Regions from separate parts of the Homo sapiens genome. Here region 2 is linked to region 1. Evidence: read pairs that join two places in POLR2A ChIA-PET (ENCODE). Cell type or tissue: MCF 10A. All regions are shown on one strand. Each heading gives the region's core, and the rest is flanking DNA. Links, peaks and the distances in the headings are about the cores only.

The links. ChIA-PET counts read pairs that join two places held together with the same protein. Peaks named below come from ENCODE experiments on the same cell type or tissue, not always from the same donor. Only the 100,000 strongest peaks of a DNase experiment are listed, where the experiment ranks them.
Region 2: POLR2A ChIA-PET joins it to region 1 with 7 read pairs; 6 of 35 experiments call an interaction of 5 or more read pairs at or near these places.

The regions. Positions count from the first base shown.
Region 1 is chr4:83,355,094-83,359,491 of GRCh38, forward strand. No RefSeq gene overlaps it. Among named protein-coding and RNA genes, the nearest start is that of HPSE, 22 kb to the left of the region's middle. In MCF 10A, for the core only: no CTCF peak of the experiment used is centred there; DNase peaks (open chromatin) are centred at 2,358 and 3,518.
Region 2 is chr4:83,416,710-83,421,107 of GRCh38, forward strand. It overlaps HELQ (helicase, POLQ like), which reads right to left. Exons shown (of 18, transcript NM_133636.5): 16 at 1,384-1,497; 17 at 22-156. Among named protein-coding and RNA genes, the nearest start is that of HELQ, 37 kb to the right of the region's middle. In MCF 10A, for the core only: no CTCF peak of the experiment used is centred there; no DNase peak of the experiment used is centred there.

The DNA of each region.
Region 1 (4,398 bases), core at 101-4,100:
GTGACAGAATGGGACCCTATCTCAAAAAAGGGTGAAAAAAAGGAACCAAAGTGGGGTTCACTTGCCTGGAGCAGTGAAACCAGATATCCACACTGAGGTTTTACAGCAGTAGAAAGGAAGATGTGGGCCAGGTGTGGTAGCTCATGCCTGTAATCCTAGCACTTTGGGAGGCTGAGGTGGGAGGATCGCTTGAGGCCAGGCATTTGAGACCACCCTGGACAACATAGCAAGACCTCTATCTCTATATTAAAAAAATAAATTTTAAAAAAGTAAGGAAGACATTTATTTTCAGGGAGGATCAGGCAGCTAATGCTTAAATCCTGACCTCCTGGATGGCTTGAAAGTAAGGGTTTTTCAAGGCAGGGGTAAATTTCAGGAAAGCAGAAGTTATAGGCAAAATTGTAACTCAATACGTGAAGGTAACACACTGGTTTTGCCTTAAAAGGGTGGGATATCTTGAAGGGTGGATGGGGCTTAGAGGTCAGAGGTAGATTCAAAGATTTTCTGATTTGCAATTGGTTAAGGAAGGGAAGTTTTTCGGGGGGCGGGGTGGGAGTGGTGGACGGAGTCTCACTGTATCGCCCAGGCTGGAGTGCAGTGGCACGATCTGGGCTCACTGCAGCCTCCACCTCCTGGGTTGAAGCAATTATCCTGCCTCAGCCTCCTGAGTAGCTGAGATTACAGGTGTGCGCCACCACACCCGGCTAATTTTTGTATTTTTTGGTAGAGATGGGGTTTTGCCATGTTGACCAGGCTGGTCTCTAACTCCTGAGCTCAGGCAATCCGCCCTCCTCGGCCTCCCAAAGTGCTGGAATTACAGGAGTGAGCCACCGTGCCTGGCCAGAAGGGAAGCTTTATTTAAAAATTTGGGATCAGCAGAAAAGAATGTTAGCTCTGGCTTATGGGTGCAACTCCCTCCAGACCCCTCAGGAAGAAATTTAGAACAAAGAACGGTGCTCAGAGTTCAGTCTTCAGTTCCTGCTTATCTGAGGTCGATGTGTCAGTGGATCCATTTGGTGGAGATCCAGGTTTCTGAAAAACAACTCAGGGATATATATTAAGATGTTATATTTAGGGCCAGGCCCAGCACTTTGGGAGGCGGAGGCAGGTGGATTGCCTGAGCTCAGGAGTTCAAGACCAGCCTGGGCAACATGGCAAAACCCCATCTCTACTAAAAATGCAAAAACTAGTCAGGCCTGGTGGTGCACACGTGTAATCCCAGCTACTTGGGAGGCTGAGGCAGGAGAATCGCTTGAACCTGGGAAGCGGAGATTGCAGTGAGCTGAGATCGTGCCACTGCACTCCAGCCTGGGCAACAGCGTGAGACCCTGTCTCAAAAAAAAAAAAAAAAAAAAAAAAAAAAAAAGAAGAAACAAAAAAGAAAGTTGTTATCTTTAGTTTCTCTAGAGGAACCAAGCATCTGACTCTAACTTCCTCGTCTATTGTTTTAGGCTACTGTTACCTTCTGCTTGTCAGGTTGCTTATTTACTTCTCAGGGCTAGCTAAGTGCCTGGAATTTCATTTGAAGGAACTCAGAATTTTCCTTTATTTCCATGTTTGGAGGCTCACAGGCTACTAAGAGAGGGTTCTTGCTCCATCTGACCGTAATCATAATCTCAGCGCTTTGGGAGGTTGAGGTGGGAGGATTGCTTGAGCCTAGGAGTTCAAGGTTAGAGTGAGCTATGATTGCACCACTGCACTCCAGCCTGGGTGATAGAGTGAGACCCTATCTCTAAGCAAAGAAAAAAAATAAAGACTTCAACATTCGTATTATGAACTAGAGTTCGACATTTGTTTATGGTTCTTTTTGCTTTTAGGTAAAATTTACCTACAATAAAATATACAAATCTTGAGTGTAACATTGGATGAGTTTTGACAAATTCATAAATCCAAATGTCTATCACTCCAGAAAGTCCCTTTAAGCCCTTTCCCAGTAAATCCCCGCCCCCATACCCAGAGGCAAGCACTGTTCTGACTTTGTCCATCATAAATTAGTTTAGCTTGCTCTAGAACTTGAAGAGGAAGAAGAATTACAGGTTACACACTCTTTGTGTTAAGTTCTTTTTACTCAGCACAGTGTTTTTTGAAATTAGTTCAGGCTATTGAATGTATCTGAGTTTATTCATTTTTTTCTAAGTAGTTTCCATTGCGTGAATATATCATAGCTTGTTTATCTATTTTCCTATTGATGGGCATGTGAGGTTGTTGACAAGTTTTGGTATTATGAATAAAGCTGCTAAGAACATTCTTATCTCACTCTTTTTGTAGAGCTATGTTTTCATTTCTCAAGGGTAAATAACTAGGAGTGGAACTTCTGAGTCATAGGATTGGTATGAAACTGCCAAAAGTTTTTCCAAAGTGGTTGTATCATTTTACACTCCCATGAACAATGTATGAGAGCTCTCGTGGTTCCATTAGACCAACACTTCATGTTGCCAGTTTTTAAAATTTTAGCCATTCTGGTGGGTGTATAATCCACCTCATCGTGGTTTTCTTTTTCATTTCTATGATGACTAATAATGTTCTTTATGTGCTTATTTGCCATTTGAATAGGTTCCTTTATGAAATGACTGTTGAATTTTTTGCTAATTGGATAACATTTTAACATATATAAGGGTTGTATACCCTTCAAGATAGCAAAAATTTAAAAAGAATTCAGAATTCTGTGAATTCAGATACATAAATATCTACAGAGCCAAAGAAATGCAAAGTGCATTGGCACAATGGGCCAGTCTAAGTGGGGTGTCAGAGTTCTGTAAGTTGCTTTACGAAATCCCAGCACTTTGGGAGGCTGAGGCGGGTGGATCGCGAGGTCAGGAGGTCGAGACCATCCTAGCTAACATGGTGAAACCCCATCTCTACTAAAAATACAAAAAAATAGCTGGGCATGGTGGCGGGTGCCTGTAATCCCAGCTACTTGGGAGGCTGAGGCAGAAGAATGGCGTGAACCTGGGAGGTGGAGCTTGCAGTGAGCCGAGATTGCACCACTACACTCCAGGCTGGGTGACAGAGCTAGACTCTGTCTCAAAAAAAAAAAAAAAAAAAAAATAATAATAATTAGGTCATGATAGGATTCACACTCAGGGATGTGGGCTAAGTGACCAGGGCCACATTATGACTCTCATGGGCTCTGGGCACTTTTGCCTTTGTGGGAAAATGAATTAGAAATTATATTTTAGCACTGCATTGGTATACAGATAAACATAATCCAAATGGATTCAATGTTATATGTGCATTATTATTTTATTAATTTTTGTCCTGATTTAAAAAGAAATAAAAATTAGAACACATTTGTGGGCATCTGTAAGTATTGTAGGCTCTAGACACTATGCCCTTCTGCCTAATTCTGAGTAAGTCAGCCCTGTAAGTGACCATGCCCCTTTTAAGGTATGGCATGAAAAACTATAGAAATTACAAAAGGGACTTCAACCTAGGTCAGGCTTGTGAGGAAAGCCATCCTGGAGGTCTGCAGTCCAGGCCTAATGTCCTAGCTAAAACCTCTGGTTGTTCTGCAAGAATGTGGAATGACATAATCTTTTCCTTGGTGAGTAAGCATCTTTCAACCTCAGAGAGGATTAAGTATAGGAATGTTTACCAGAAATTTCACCTATACTTGAATATTTTGGGGTTAAAGAAACTGTACATGTTTGATATGGAAACATTTAAGAGAATTTGGCCGATTAGAGTAATACTTTAGCTTTGTAATTCTTAAGTGTGTAATTGAGCAATTGATTTAGCTCATGATTTTAAGTTGAAATATTATTGGTTTAATTTATTAGATATTAACTTACCTAAGAAAATGGGAAAGTTTTGTTTAAGCAGTACTTGAAAGGAAAATCAAATATGTTAAATGTATAAATATAGTTGGAAATATTTAAGGAAATTTACTCAATTAAATTAACCTTTGTTCTTTAAAGTAAGTGTTGAAATTGTCTAGATTTATAAGGAGTATTACATGTTTTTAAAACCGTGACTTCTGACTGAATGCAGTGGCTCATGCCTATAATCCTAGCACTTTGGGAGCCAAGGTGGGAGGACTGCTTGAGCCCAGGGGTCCAAGACCAGCCTAGGCAACATAGGAAAACTCCATATTTACAAAAAAAATGAAAAAAAATAAGTAATTAGTTGGGCGTGGTGGTGCACGCCTGTGGTCCCAGCTACTTGGGAGGCTGAGGTGGGAGAATCACTTGGGTCCCTGAAGTCAAGACTGCAGTAATCTATGATCATGCCACTGCACTCCAGCCTGGGCAGCAGAGTGAGACCCCCATCTAAAAACAGAAAACAAAAAAACAACTGTGACTTCTTGAAAGCTAAAGAAATAATTAGATTTTGAACAATTTGAATGTTAATTTTTAAATAAAAATAACTTTCTGTGCACAAAAATCACCCATGTGGACA
Region 2 (4,398 bases), core at 214-4,213, 62 kb after region 1:
AAAAATGGTTTGTTTGCTTACCTTTGCTGATGAAACAATTTGCTTGGCTTGGCGTCTTGATAAATGATCAATTGTCCTTACGAGCACTTCAGGATTTGCATTAGCTAAGTGCATTAGACTTTTGTAACCTGCACTGTATAACTGTTTTGCTCGACCCTGAAAAGTGTTACAAAAATCAGTAGGATAATAGTTTGGGATTAGAAAAAAGAAAATTAAGCACTTTACTGAAAAGAACAAAAACTGCATGTAAGAGACTGGGATAAAATAAAGTAAATATGAAGAGACAAGACATGAGAATACTGAGGAATTTTTAAAAATGCATTTGGGTGGTTCCAAACTGACTACAAGGTAACTATAGTTCTATGCAGCTTGAGTCAACTGATGTGTGCTGCAATCAAGAAAAGAAACCCACTTAGGTTGGTGGCATCATCTCATATCCTCAAGTAAAATGTTCTAGTCCAGTATCTTTCTTTCTTTCTTCTTTTTCTTTTCTTTTCTTTTTTTTTTTTTTGAGAAAGAGTCTTGCTCTGTTGCCCAGGCTGGAGTGCAATGGTGCGATCTTGGCTTATGGCAACCTGCACCACTCACGTTCACAAAATTTTCTTGCCTCAGCCTCCCAAGTAGCTGGGATTACAGGCGCACGACACCATACTTGGCTAATTTTTGTATTTTTAGTAAAGATGGGGTTTCACCATGTGGGCCAGGTTGGTTTTGAACTCCTGACCTCAATTGATCCACCCACCTTGGCCTCCCAAAGTGCTGTGATTGCAGCATGAGCCACATCATCAGGCCAAGTCCAATATCTTTCAGTGTTCTCACCATCTACTCAGGGGACCACTGGTGTCTCTCTCTGTGTGTGTGCGTGTGTCCTAAGCAGAACTCCTCTGACTCAAGAACTGAATAACAGAGAATAAACTGAAGTTGAGGGTTGGCTGAAAATAGAAAGCTGGAAAACCAGTTGCGAACCCTTTCTTCTTACTCTCTTAGAAAAAATACAAATGACCCTTTCTGCCACTGAATCACCATTATCTTAAACAAGCACTGAGTCCAAACTGACAGAAGGTAATTCTTCAAAGGAGTGGAGGAAGGAAGAAGTGTTAAGGACAACCGGTAGCACAACATACTTGGAGACAGTCACTCCCACCCTTCCTGTTATGTTTTTTTTTTCACAACTGAGATTTTTCATCAGGTATGCCATCTAGTAACAGCGGATTTCTGGAAGGCCATAACAGCTATTTGTTTTAAATAAAAGATTCCCATGACAAATGAGCAATTAAGGCTCTTGCTATCACTTCCTCTGTATTAAGACTTCAGAAAATAATAAAACCTGGCTTCTGTATTAATTCAACATAATTTCAATTGGGAAACCAACAAGCTACTGACCTCTAAAACTCCAGTAACTTCCATGAGAGGGATTAATTCTGCCTTTACACAGTAAGTCAGCTTCTTGGTAAGTTCTACCAAAAGGGCTCTGTAAACCCAAAACTCCTCAAGCTCCTGTAGAACACAAAGAAATATATAAAATTTAAATTTTGTAAGTTATTTCAAAGTTTGGTTTGTGTGATAGGGGGCTCAGAGAGAATGTTCCTTACATAAGTTCTGGAACTTGAGTTAAGCCAGAGATGAAAGATGATTCTAAGCAAAACAGATGTGAAGAAACATGGGGAGGACCCTGAGGAATTTGAGGAACTGGTTTTAGGATGAGGAAAAGATTGAAAATTGAAAAATAAGTCAATAAAAAGAGTTCTGGTCATTTTAATCAAAATACCTGGAAGAAAATGCATAGTTTTTCTTTCCCAAGTGACTAAAAACAATTCCTACATCTGGAATTTATCTGGAAGATGAATATTAAATATGGAAATATTCAAATGTAACATGATGTTCAATGCAACAATACAATAATAAAAATACTGGAAGCCATGAGTCAATAACTGTTAAAGCTAGAAGGGTAAATGGGAATTCAATATAATATTTTGTCATAGATATTTGCAATATTCTATTATAGTAGTTTATTTTATTTTAAAGTTCCCTTTCTAGCCTTTGGATATCACTGTGAATGTACATGATGAATGGAACAGCATTAGCTAGCCATCTTGTGACTACTAAGAAAGAAATCAACGTAATGAAGATGGCAGAGTAAAAAGAAGAAAACCTTGAACAGAACTATTGAATCAATCAATCCTGAAGCTGCCTTAGTTCTGGCATGCCTGTTATATAAAATAATTATTTTTTCTTATTGTTTAAACCTTGATGGGTTTTTCTGTAACTTGTAGTTAAAAGCATCTTAACTAACACAATTAATGTACCATTTCATACCATTTATAACTTTTTAAAATAAAAAATACCTTAAAACAAGCTTGTCCAACCTGTGGCCCACAGGCCACATGCGGCCCAGGATGGCTTTGAATGTCACCCAAAACAAATTGGTAAACTTTCTTACAACACCATGAGATTTTTTTTTTTTTTTTTTTCTAGCTCATAAGCTATTGTTAGTGTATTTTATGTGTGGCTCAAGACGATTCTTCTTCCAATGTGGCCCAGGGAAGCCAAAAGATTGAACACCCCTGCCTTGAAATATTGAAAGTAGACCAGGTGTGGTGGCTCATGCCTGTAATCCCAGCACTCTGGGAGGCCAAGGTGGGAGGACTGCTTGAGTCCAGGAGTTTGAGGCCAGCCTGGGCAACACAGCAAGATCCCTGCCTCTATTGATAATAATTTGAAAAATTATATACATGTAATATATATCATATAATTATATATTTATATTATATGTAATTATATAATTATGATATATATAAATGAAGTAAATTAATTAGAGTACAAATTGTCAGCTAGATTTTTCTTAGGATTAGTCATCAAATTATTGCTGTTTTTCTTGATGCTTCATAGAGTTTTTTACTTAAACAATTCTATAAGGCTCAAGTCCTCATAGTCGCAATGAAAACAAAGGGAAAAAATATTAGGGAAAGCATCTTTAAATATACAAAACAACAAATATAGAAGACTTAAGAAAATACATTTTAAAGGCTAGCTTCTTCTTATTACCCATAATTTTTGTCTTCTGTTTAACTAGCATGTGCTCAGGGGGTATAAACCAACATTTAAAAATCAGCACAAGTAAAAGATATTTAGAAAGCTAAATTTGTTAAAATAATTATCATTCAATTGAAAGCCAAGTATTTTTGAATTATTTACTCCTTTCATTAGCACATATGATAGAATTAATTGCCATATACATATACAGAATATGAAGGTTTAAGAAAGGGAAAATGAAGTAAATTTTAAATTTAGAAAACAATTCATGGGAAAAAAGTTTTAGAAAATTGACTTGGAAACAAATATGGAAAGGATTATTATGCCACCCAATAAGAAGAAATCTAAATGCAGCAAAAATGGCTTATATTATAAACACATAAAAAAAGTATCTGGATGTAAAAGCCTGGTAAGCTTTATTGTGCTATTTAAAGGAATTCTGAAAGCTTATTTTAATAAAGTCTTAAATCCATCACAAATGCATATGACCAGTATAAGGTTTCCTTCTTAAATTGTTCTATAAAATACACATTTGATGTAAAAGCTTTAAATAGCTGCCTGACACTGGAAGCAAATATACTAAATTACAGTGGCAATCAAGAGAATATGGGCCAGGCGTGGCGGCTCATGCCTGTAATCCCAGCACTTTGGAAGGGCAACCTGGAGGATCGCTTCAGCCTGAAGTTCAAGACCAGGCTGGGCATCATAGTGAGACCCCCCACCCCCGCCCACCCTTTGCACAAAAAAAATTTAAAAAATTGGTTGGGCGCTGTGGCTCATGCCTGTAATCCCAACACTTTGCGAAGCCCAGGCAGGTGGATCACTTGAGGTCCGGAGTTCGAGATCAGCCTGGCCAATATGGTGAAACCCTATCTCTACTAAAAATACATAAGTTAACTGGGAGTGGTGTTGTGTGACTATAATCCCAGCTACTCTAGAGGTTGAGGCAGGAGAATTGCATGAACTCGGGAGGCGGGGGTTGCAGTTAGCTAAGATTGCGCCACTGTACTCCAGCCTGAGACTCCATCTCAAAAAAACAAAAAAAATTAGCCAGGTGTGGTGGCACATGTCTGTGATCCCAGCTACTCAGGAGGCTGAGGCAGAAGGACTGCCTGAGCTCTGGAGGTCAAAGCTGCAGTGAGCCTGGATTACACCACTACACTCCAGCCTGGGCGTCAGAGTGAGACCCAAGTAGCTGGGACCACAGGCGTGTGCCACCACGCCTGGCTAATTTTTCTTATTTTTTGTAGAGATGGAGTTTTCCCACATTGCTCAAGCAGCTGATCTCGAACTCCTGGGCTCAAGTGATCCACCTGCCTCAGCCTCCCAAAGTGCTAGGATTACAGGCGGGAGCCATGGCATCCA